2 separate regions of the Homo sapiens genome follow, and region 2 is linked to region 1. A link is a loop called in an ENCODE intact Hi-C map of the cell type or tissue named here. Cell type or tissue: transverse colon. All regions are shown on one strand. Links, peaks and the distances in the headings refer to the core of each region. The heading gives the core; the rest is flanking DNA.

Evidence for each region. A loop is a pair of places that touch in the nucleus more often than their neighbours do. Peaks named below come from ENCODE experiments on the same cell type or tissue, not always from the same donor. Only the 100,000 strongest peaks of a DNase experiment are listed, where the experiment ranks them.
Region 2: it touches region 1 in a loop (15-fold over the local background); 1 of 110 quality-filtered maps calls a loop at or near these places.

What each region holds. Positions count from the first base shown.
Region 1 is chr1:52,000,386-52,004,782 of GRCh38, forward strand. No RefSeq gene overlaps it. Among named protein-coding and RNA genes, the nearest start is that of RAB3B, 12 kb to the left of the region's middle. RefSeq lists an enhancer at 4,374-4,397. In transverse colon, for the core only: a CTCF peak has its summit at 2,098; a DNase peak (open chromatin) is centred at 2,076; H3K27me3 peaks cover 690 bases.
Region 2 is chr1:51,282,053-51,286,449 of GRCh38, forward strand. No RefSeq gene overlaps it. Among named protein-coding and RNA genes, the nearest start is that of TTC39A-AS1, 45 kb to the right of the region's middle. In transverse colon, for the core only: no CTCF peak of the experiment used is centred there; a DNase peak (open chromatin) is centred at 2,629.

The DNA of each region.
Region 1 (4,397 bases), core at 154-4,153:
GAGGAGCCAGAGGAACCTCAAATCAACCCTCCACCAAACCAACATGGGGCCCCCTCTATAGCCCTAATCTGCTCACTTCCAAGGATGGGGAGACCACCTTCTCTAGGGCAGACCACCTTGCCTTGGGATAACCCTTATTGTTAGTAAAGTCCTCTGCTAAAATCTGCCTGTTTGTAGCTTCCACCCTCTGGTCCTAGTTCTTCATCATTATATTATTCGTTCATTCATTGCACAAAGATGTGTTGATCACTTAGTATGTGCCAAGCATTGTACTAAGCACAGAGTACACAAACGTGAACTAAACAGGCAGAACCTCTGCTCAGACAGAAATTAGGAATCTGCAGAGAAGAGACAAACAATAAGTACACAAATTATCTATGATAATTTCAGATGGTGATAACCATATTTAAGGAAATATGCCGAAGAGATGATTATCTTAGGATGATTAAACAGGGACAGCCTCTCTGAGGAAGTGACATTTTAGTTGAGACCTGATGGATGAAAAAGAATCAATCCATTTTAGAGATGATTTAGGAAATTAAGATGCAGAGAGAACAAGTGGTTTTCCCAGGGCAAGACAACGGGTAAACAACTAACTAGAACCTTCCCCCCTTGGCTGGGCACAGTGGCTCATGCCTGTAATCCCAGCATTTTGGGAGGCCGAGGTGGGAGGATCTCTTGAGCTCACGAGTTCGAGACCAGCCAGAACAACATGGTGAAACCTCATCTCTATTAAAAATACAAAAATTAGCCTGGCATGGTGGCGTGCATCTGTAGTCCCAGCTACGTGGGAGGCTGAGGCACGAGAATCACTTGAACCCAAGAGACAGAGGTTGCAGTGAGCCTAGATTGTGCCACTGCACTCCAGCCTGGGTGACAGAGCTAGACTCCATCTTAAAAAAAAAAATTGTGCTCACCCTAGGCACAAAGTTCTTCCTTGGTCTCACATCATCCACCACTGACCAGACCCCTTTCTGGATGACCTCTGTTAAATGAGGGAATTGAATTAAAATAAGTATAATCGTCGGGGTGCGGTGGCTTCCATCTGTAATCCCAGCACTTTGGGAGGTCAAAGTGGGCAGATTGCTTGAATCCAGGAGTTCAAGACCAGTCTGGGCAACATGACGAAACCCCATGTTGACTAAAAATAAAAAAAATTAGCCAGGCTTGGTGGCACGTACCTAGAGTCCCAACTACTCAGGAGGCTGAGGTGGGAGGTTAACTTGAGCCCAGGAGGTCGAGACTGCAGTGAGCCCTGATTGTGCCACTTCACTGCAGCCTGGGCAACAGAGTGAGACCCTATCTCAAATACATAAATACATTAAATTAATTAATTAATATAATATAATAAACTTAAGTTTTGGAAACAGGCAGTTCTGGGTTCAAATCCAACTTTTACCATTCACTAATTATGTGATTGAATTTCTCTAGACCATAGGTTGCTTATCTGTAAAATGAGGATAAGGATTATTTCACTGGCTCATTGAGAGTTAAATTAAAGATGATAATGTATGTAAAATAGGTGGTGCATACTAGACTATTGAATAACATCAGCTACTTTCAGCATGATAACTAAGTACATTATGCTTGCCAATGAGTCCACCTTCAAATATGTGTCCAGGGAATGAAGAACGGTTACCAATGGCTTAGTATCTATAAAACAAGTCAGAGTAGGCCGGGTGCGGTGGCTCATGCCTGTAATCCCTGTGATTTGGAGGCCGAGGCAGGGGGATTGCTTGAGCCCAGGAGTTTGAGACCATCCTGGGCAACATAGCGAAACCCCATCTCTACAAAATACAAAAGTCAGCTGGGTGTGGTGACCTACAGGTGCACCTGTAGTCCCAGCTGTTTAGAAGGCTGAGGTGGGAGGATCACCTGAGCCCAGGGAGGTTGAGGAGTGATTGCACCATTGCACTCCAGCCTGGGTGACAGAGTGAGACCCTCTGTTTCTCAGAAAAACAAAAATAAGACAGATGCCTTTCTAATTTTGGAAGAATGTCTCCTATTTGTCTTTCCTGGAGGGCTTGCTAAGTAAGGGAGGCTGTTAGGCAAGCCTGTGACCTTCGGCAAAGGTAAGTCTCATACTCCCTCTTGTGTCCGAAATTGGAACTGTACTCTCTCTGGACTGACCAGTAACCATGGTGCTGAAATCAACCTGGTTATATGGGCTGAATGGCAGGGAACTAGTGTTTGTTAAGCACCTGCTATATTCCGGGAACCTTCTGAGGTAACTTCCATATATTATCTCATGTCTCATCAACCATTCAACAGAAGAGAAAACTGAAACTCAGCAAGGTTAAATGACTTCTCCAGGTATTCGTGGATAATAAAGTACAAAACAGATCTAAATGGAAAAACTGGAAAAAAGTCAGTGATATTGATTGTACTACAGGATAAAATCCAACCTCCTTAGCAAATATGATTAAATTCTTTTATCTTCAACTTTATTTTCAACCAACTAATCCCCTTGGTCCTTGTGCTCTGGCCACACGGAATGACTTAGAGTTCTCAGAAATTGCTTTAAATCTCAGCATTTTTGCCCAAGCCTTTGTCTCTTTCTTAGGTGACTTCCTCAATACCCCTTCCTAATCTAGAAAATTCCTTCCTACACATCCTGTCATCCCATCCAACTTACTTGGAGATAATTTAATCACCCCTTCCTTTGTACTACTTTTGGACCTCAGACATTATATATATACATATATATTCAATAAATACTTGTGGGATGGCTATATATATTTATATATATATATATACATACACCACATGTATATAATACACACACACACACACACACCAGGTCCTATACACTAGGTTTTGTTTTTTCTTTCTTTCTTTTACAATATCCTTTTTTTTTTTTTAAGACAGAGTTTTGCTTTGTCACCCAGGCTGGAGTGCAGTGGCAAGACCTTGGCAGCCGGGCATGGTGGCTCACGCCTGTAATCCCAGCACTTTGGGAGTCTGAGGCGGGTGGATCATGAGGCCAGGAGATCGAGACCATCCTGGCTAACATGGTGAAACCCCATCTCTACTAAAAATACAAAAAAAATTAGCCAGGCGTGGTGGCGGGTGCCTGTAGTCCCAGCTACTCAGGAAGCTGAGGCAGGAGAATGGCGTGAACCTGGGAGGTGGATCTTGCAGTGAGCTGAGATCACGCCACTGCACTCCAGCCTGGGTGACTGAGCAAGACTCTGTCTCAAAAAAAAAAAAAAAGACCTTGGCTCACTGCAACCCCTCTGCCTCCAGCGTTCAAGTGATTCTCCTGCCTCAGCCTCCCAAGTAGCTGGGGTTATAGGTGCACACTGCCATGCCGAGCTAATTTTTGTATTTTTAGTAGAGACGGGGTTTCACCATGTTGGCCAGGCTGGTATCGAACTCCTGACCTCAGGTGATCCACCCGCCTCAGCTTCCCAAAGTGCTAGGATTACAGGTGTGAACCACCGAGCCTGGCCTCTTTCACAATATCTTCATGACATTCAATATACTAGGTTTTGAAGGCATATCAGTGAACAAGAAGACAGATAAAAGCGCCATCCCGATGGTGGATCTTACACTGAAAGTGTCTAGGCAACAAATGCTGATGGTTTAGACCATGGTAGTAATGATGGGGGTGAAAAGGAGTGAATTCATTTGCTAGGGCTGCCATAACTAAGTAACACAGACAGGGTAGCTTAAACAACAAAAATTTGTTTTCTAAGTCTGGAGGCTAGAAGTCTGAGAACATGATTGGTTTCTTCTGAGGCCTCTCTCCTTGGCTTGTAGATGGCCTACTTCTCCCTGTGTCTTCCAGTGGTCTTCCCTCCGTGTTCAACTATGTCCCAACCTCCTCTTCTGATAAGGATGCTTGTGCTATTGCATTAGGGCCCACCTATATGACTTCATTTTAACGTCATTACCTCTTTAAAGACCTCATCTCCAAATGCAGTCACATTCTGAAGTACTTGGATTAGGACTTTAAAATATGAATGGGGTGGCTGGGCATGGTGGCTATGCCTGTAATCCTAGCGTTTTGGGAGGCTGAGGTGGGTGGATCATCTGAGATCAGAAGTTCAAGACCAGCCTGGCCAACATGGTGAAACCCCATTTCTAATAAAAATACAAAAATTAGCTGGGCGTGGTGGCATGCACCTGTACTCCCAGCTACTCAGGAGGCTGAGGCATGAGAATTGCTTGAACCCGGGAGGCGGAGGTTGCAGTGAGCCAAGATTGCGCCACTGCACTCCAGCCTGGCCAACAGAGCGAGACTCTGTCTCAAAAAAATAATAATAATAAAATACGAATGGGGAATGGACACCATGTATAACAAGGAGTGATTTTTTTTTTTTTTTGAGATAGATTTTTGCTCTGTCACCCAGGCCAGAGTGCAATGGCGTTATCTCGGCACACTGCAAGCTCCG
Region 2 (4,397 bases), core at 277-4,276, 720 kb before region 1:
GAATCTAACACAGGGGCAAAAGCCAAGAGATAAAGAAAGCTTAATTGTGGCACTAGCGCCCCCGATTCAGTCATCCGTCAGGCCAAATCCACCACTGCCTTCGCACAGTAGAAGTAAGCCAATAAATTTACCTGAATATGGTATACTCGGGGCCATACTAGGCTATTTATTTACATGCTTGCTCTTTATCCTCAACAACCCTTGTAAAGCAGTTGGCATTAAACCCCATTTTGCCTAAGAGTAAACTGATTCTCTAAATAGGGTGAAGTAGTTTGATTAAGTTGAATATACTGTGCTTTTATCCACTACCCCATGTAATTAATCGAACTTAAAAGTTGAGTAGGCCGGGCGTGGTGGCTCAGGCCTGTAATCCCAGCACTCTGAGAGGCTGAGGTGGGAAGATCACCTGAGGTTGGGAGTTTGAGATCAGCCTGACCGACATGGAGAAACCCCGTCTCTGCTAAAAATACAAAAGTAGCCGGGGGTGGTGGCACATGCCTATAATCCCAGCTACTCGGGAGGCTGAGGCAGGAAAATCACCTGAACCCTGGAGGCAGAGAGGTTGCGGTGAGCCGAGATCACGGCATTGCACTCCAGCCTGGGCAACAAGAGCGAAACTCAGTCTCAAAAAAAAAAAAAAAAAAAAAAACAAAGGCTGGATATTTTTAGTAAACCAGGCTTTCTCATACTGTGAATTTGCTCACAACCTCTTTTCCAGAGAACTGTAGGAAGTCATCTCAGTACCAGGAGGACAAAGCTGTGGCCCGTGGGCCACTTTGACCCACAAATGTGATGTGCTTAGCCAAGCACTCATAAGTGCTTAAACTATAAAACAGTTTTTAGTGCCTTTGGCATCATATGCTTCCCAGTTTGCCAGTGATCCTCTTTCTTATTGTCTTATACCAAGCCCCTTCTAGCACATGACTTGCTATGCATCAAGCCTCAGTGCAGGCTTCACTTCCCATCTCTGGAGTAGTTGACTGGAACTCTACCTGAGTGGGGATTGGATCATGCCTTTTCCTCCATCATCCCTCGATGATTTTCTGAGCAAATACTGTTGTTTAAGGATTGCTTTTCTTTTGGCTTTTTGCAAGTTAGGCCCTCTCCCTACTTCATGATGCCAAGTGCCAAAGGGAGCCATGCCACAAAGACATGCTCCATGTGTTTGCAGCCAAGCATCTCCAGCGGTTGAGCTATTAGTCAGTACTTCTTCCATTTTCACAGTGGCCCAAGAGTCAGTATAAGCTGGGTCTAACTTTACACAGGATTTTACAGCTTGACCAACAGTGTAGCAAAGTACAGGCTTTAGAGTTCAGCAGCCTGTCTTCAAATCTTACTGCTGCATAATCGTTGTGTGATCTTAGGCAACTTATTTACCTGTGCCTCAGTTTTGCCATCTGCAAAATGACAATGGCCCCACTTCATAGGATTATGTAAATATTATGAGGATTAAATAAATGTAAAGTACTTAGAATAGCAACTGGCACATAATGAGTATTTAATAAATACTAGCTTTTATTCTTTTCCCCAGAGCATATTGGTGTCTGATGTTCTGGAGTGTTTAATGTGGAGGAAGAAAAACAAACCTGATCTAGTCATTTGTGAGACATTAGCTGTGATGTCTCTGATTAAACATCCACTTTTTTTTCTTTTTTAGACAGAGTCTCGCTCTGTCACCCAGGCTGGAGTGCAGAGGCGCGATCTCGGCTCACTGCAAGCTCCACCAACCGGGTTCAAGCAATTCTGCCTCAGCCTCCTGAGTAGCAGGGACTACAGGTGCCTGCCACCACGCCCACTTAATTTTTGTATTTGTAGTAGAGACCGAGTTTCACCATGTTGGCCAGGATGGTCTCAATCTCCTGACCTTGTGATCCACCTGCCTCGGCGTCCCAAAGTGCTGGGATTACAGGCGTGAACCACCACGCCCAGCCAAACATGAACTTTTAACAGTCCATAGAGACCTTCAATAGTTCATTCTATGTCTTCCCAAAGGGCTCTATTCTTATTTTGTCACTTAACAGTTGACTTTATACAGTGGAAGCAGTCATAGATTACTCATTTAGAGATGGAGTTTTCGAGTCCCCAAATGAGGTTTCTTGTTTGTGGACCTAGCCTATTAATCAGTAATGAACTTTGCACTGGAATTCAAAGGAGCCGTGCTAACCCGAGCAGAAGGCACTTTCCGACCTTGGAAGGCTGCATCTGAGGGTGGGCGTGAGAAGTTCCCATTTGCTGCTTGGATTGCAGAATCCAGACACCTCTCATTTATTACTGAATTAGTGTGATGATGCTGAGGATGTTGAGAAGGCACTGTTAGGCTTTAAATTTGAAGTAAACAAGGAAAAGACTGTTGACTCCCATCATCTTAGAAGAAATGATCTTGGGAGTAACTCCAGAGGAAAGGGTCTGGATTTGATTCCTTGAATGGTTCTAGTACTCAGCACACTGGGGCTTTCTTAAAACCTCTTGGTGCCATTCTTCACTTGGGAATCTCCCACCTGGACCTCAGCCAAATCTTGAGTTGGTGTTGGCCTTTTAGGATCCTGGCTTTGATGTCAGGTTGTGGCTTTCTGCTGTGAATGATAACTGTCTTGGAAACACTCCCATTCTGGCTCAAGAGATAAGGAATAGGGCAACCTGCCAACCCATGGGAGAGCTGAGGGCCCAGCACACTGCTAGAAGCCACTCTGCCATTCTGAGGGCCTGTGATCAGTGAGAGGCTGAGGTAGACTTTCTGTTGCCAAGGACCTGTTCAGATCATGTTACATCATTGCTACTTCCCTAACAACTGAATTCATCTTGGGGCACAGGATTTAGACTTTCTCTAAATGAGGATTACTTGCTCTCTGGGTGTTCTGGCTACTGTAGAGCCCCTAAGAAGTCTATTATTTCTGGTTGAATTGCTTAGGGACACAAGGCTTTGGCAGAAAGGTAGGGAAGTGTATCTGTTGCCTCATTTTGCAGATGAAAACCCATAAAGAAACTGTAGAAGGCAGGAAAGAGCCTTAATCTTGTCCAAATTGCTCATTTTTAGAGGATCTGTGACTTTCCCAAGGTTACTTTGAAAATCAGTAGCAAAGTCAGGACTGGAATTCAGGTCTCCTTATTTCCAGGCTCAAACCTTCCACCTGATCTGTGGCCTCTCCATGGCAGATGTGCTGGGAAGGTCTGCACTATTAGAGAAGCAGTGACCACAGATGACTCAAATAAGACATTGAGAGCCTATGACAGAATTTTCACTTTCTTGAAAACGCCCTTGCATAAGGATGTGGTGATGTTAGAAACCCAGTGTTTTCATTGTCCTTCACATATGTATGTATATGTATATATTTGATAGATTATCTCAGAATTTGCAGGTGGGGTACAGGAGGCAAAACCCACTGATTTATCTTATCAGGGCAGCAGAGGTAAAAGTGACATAGGATTAATTAACAAAGCCCAGGAGGAAATAAACAGCAAATGTTGACGAGGAAATCATCTTGACCAAATTTTAAAATGAAAGCACCCGTGGCCGGGCGTGGTGGCTCATGCCTGTAATCCCAGCACTTTGGAAGGCCAAGGCAGGTGGATCACGAGGTCAGGAGATCGAGACCATCCTGGCCAACATGGTGAAACCCCATCTCTACTAAAAATACAAAAATTAGCTGGGCATGGTGGCGCATGCCTGTAATCCCAGCTACTCAGGAGGCTGAGGCAGGAGAATTGCTTGAACCCGGGAGGCAGAGGTTGCAGTGAGCTGAGATCGCGCCACTGCACTCCAGCCTGGTGACATAGCGAGACTGTCTCAAAAAAAAAAAAAAAAAAAAAAGCACCCGAAATGAGTTTTTTTGTAAACTGCAATTTTCCAAAGTATGTGTTTGGTGTCCTGTGAGTAGTGCTGCTTTGATACAGCAGCAGGCAACATTCCAACATGTGGGGAAGCCATGGAGGCCTGTCCTCCTGCAGCCTGTCTCTACCCGCTCACCCTGTCCTGTCCAGGAGCCTAGAAACAGGTTGGTCTCCCAGCATCCAGGCTTTGGAGAAGAGATAGCTTGCAAAGGGATTACTCTCTATGGAGGACATTCTTTTGTTTCATTCTAATAATATGAGAGATTTTTTTTTCATAGCATTTCTACTCTGACAATACTCATTGGAAAAGATAATCTTGGGTGAGGGTTTTTTTGCTTTTTTTCCTAATAATATATTTTGCCTAAAACCCATTACTTCATTCGATGTCACCCATAGGAGGCTGGTCAACTGGATCTTTTTTTTTTTTTTTTGAGATGGAGTCTCCCTCTGTCGCCAGGCTGGAGTACAATGACACGATCTCAGCTCACTGCAACCTCTGCCTACTGGGTTCAAGCGATTCTCCTGCCCAAGTAGCTGGGACTACAGGCATGCGCCACCACGCCCAGCTA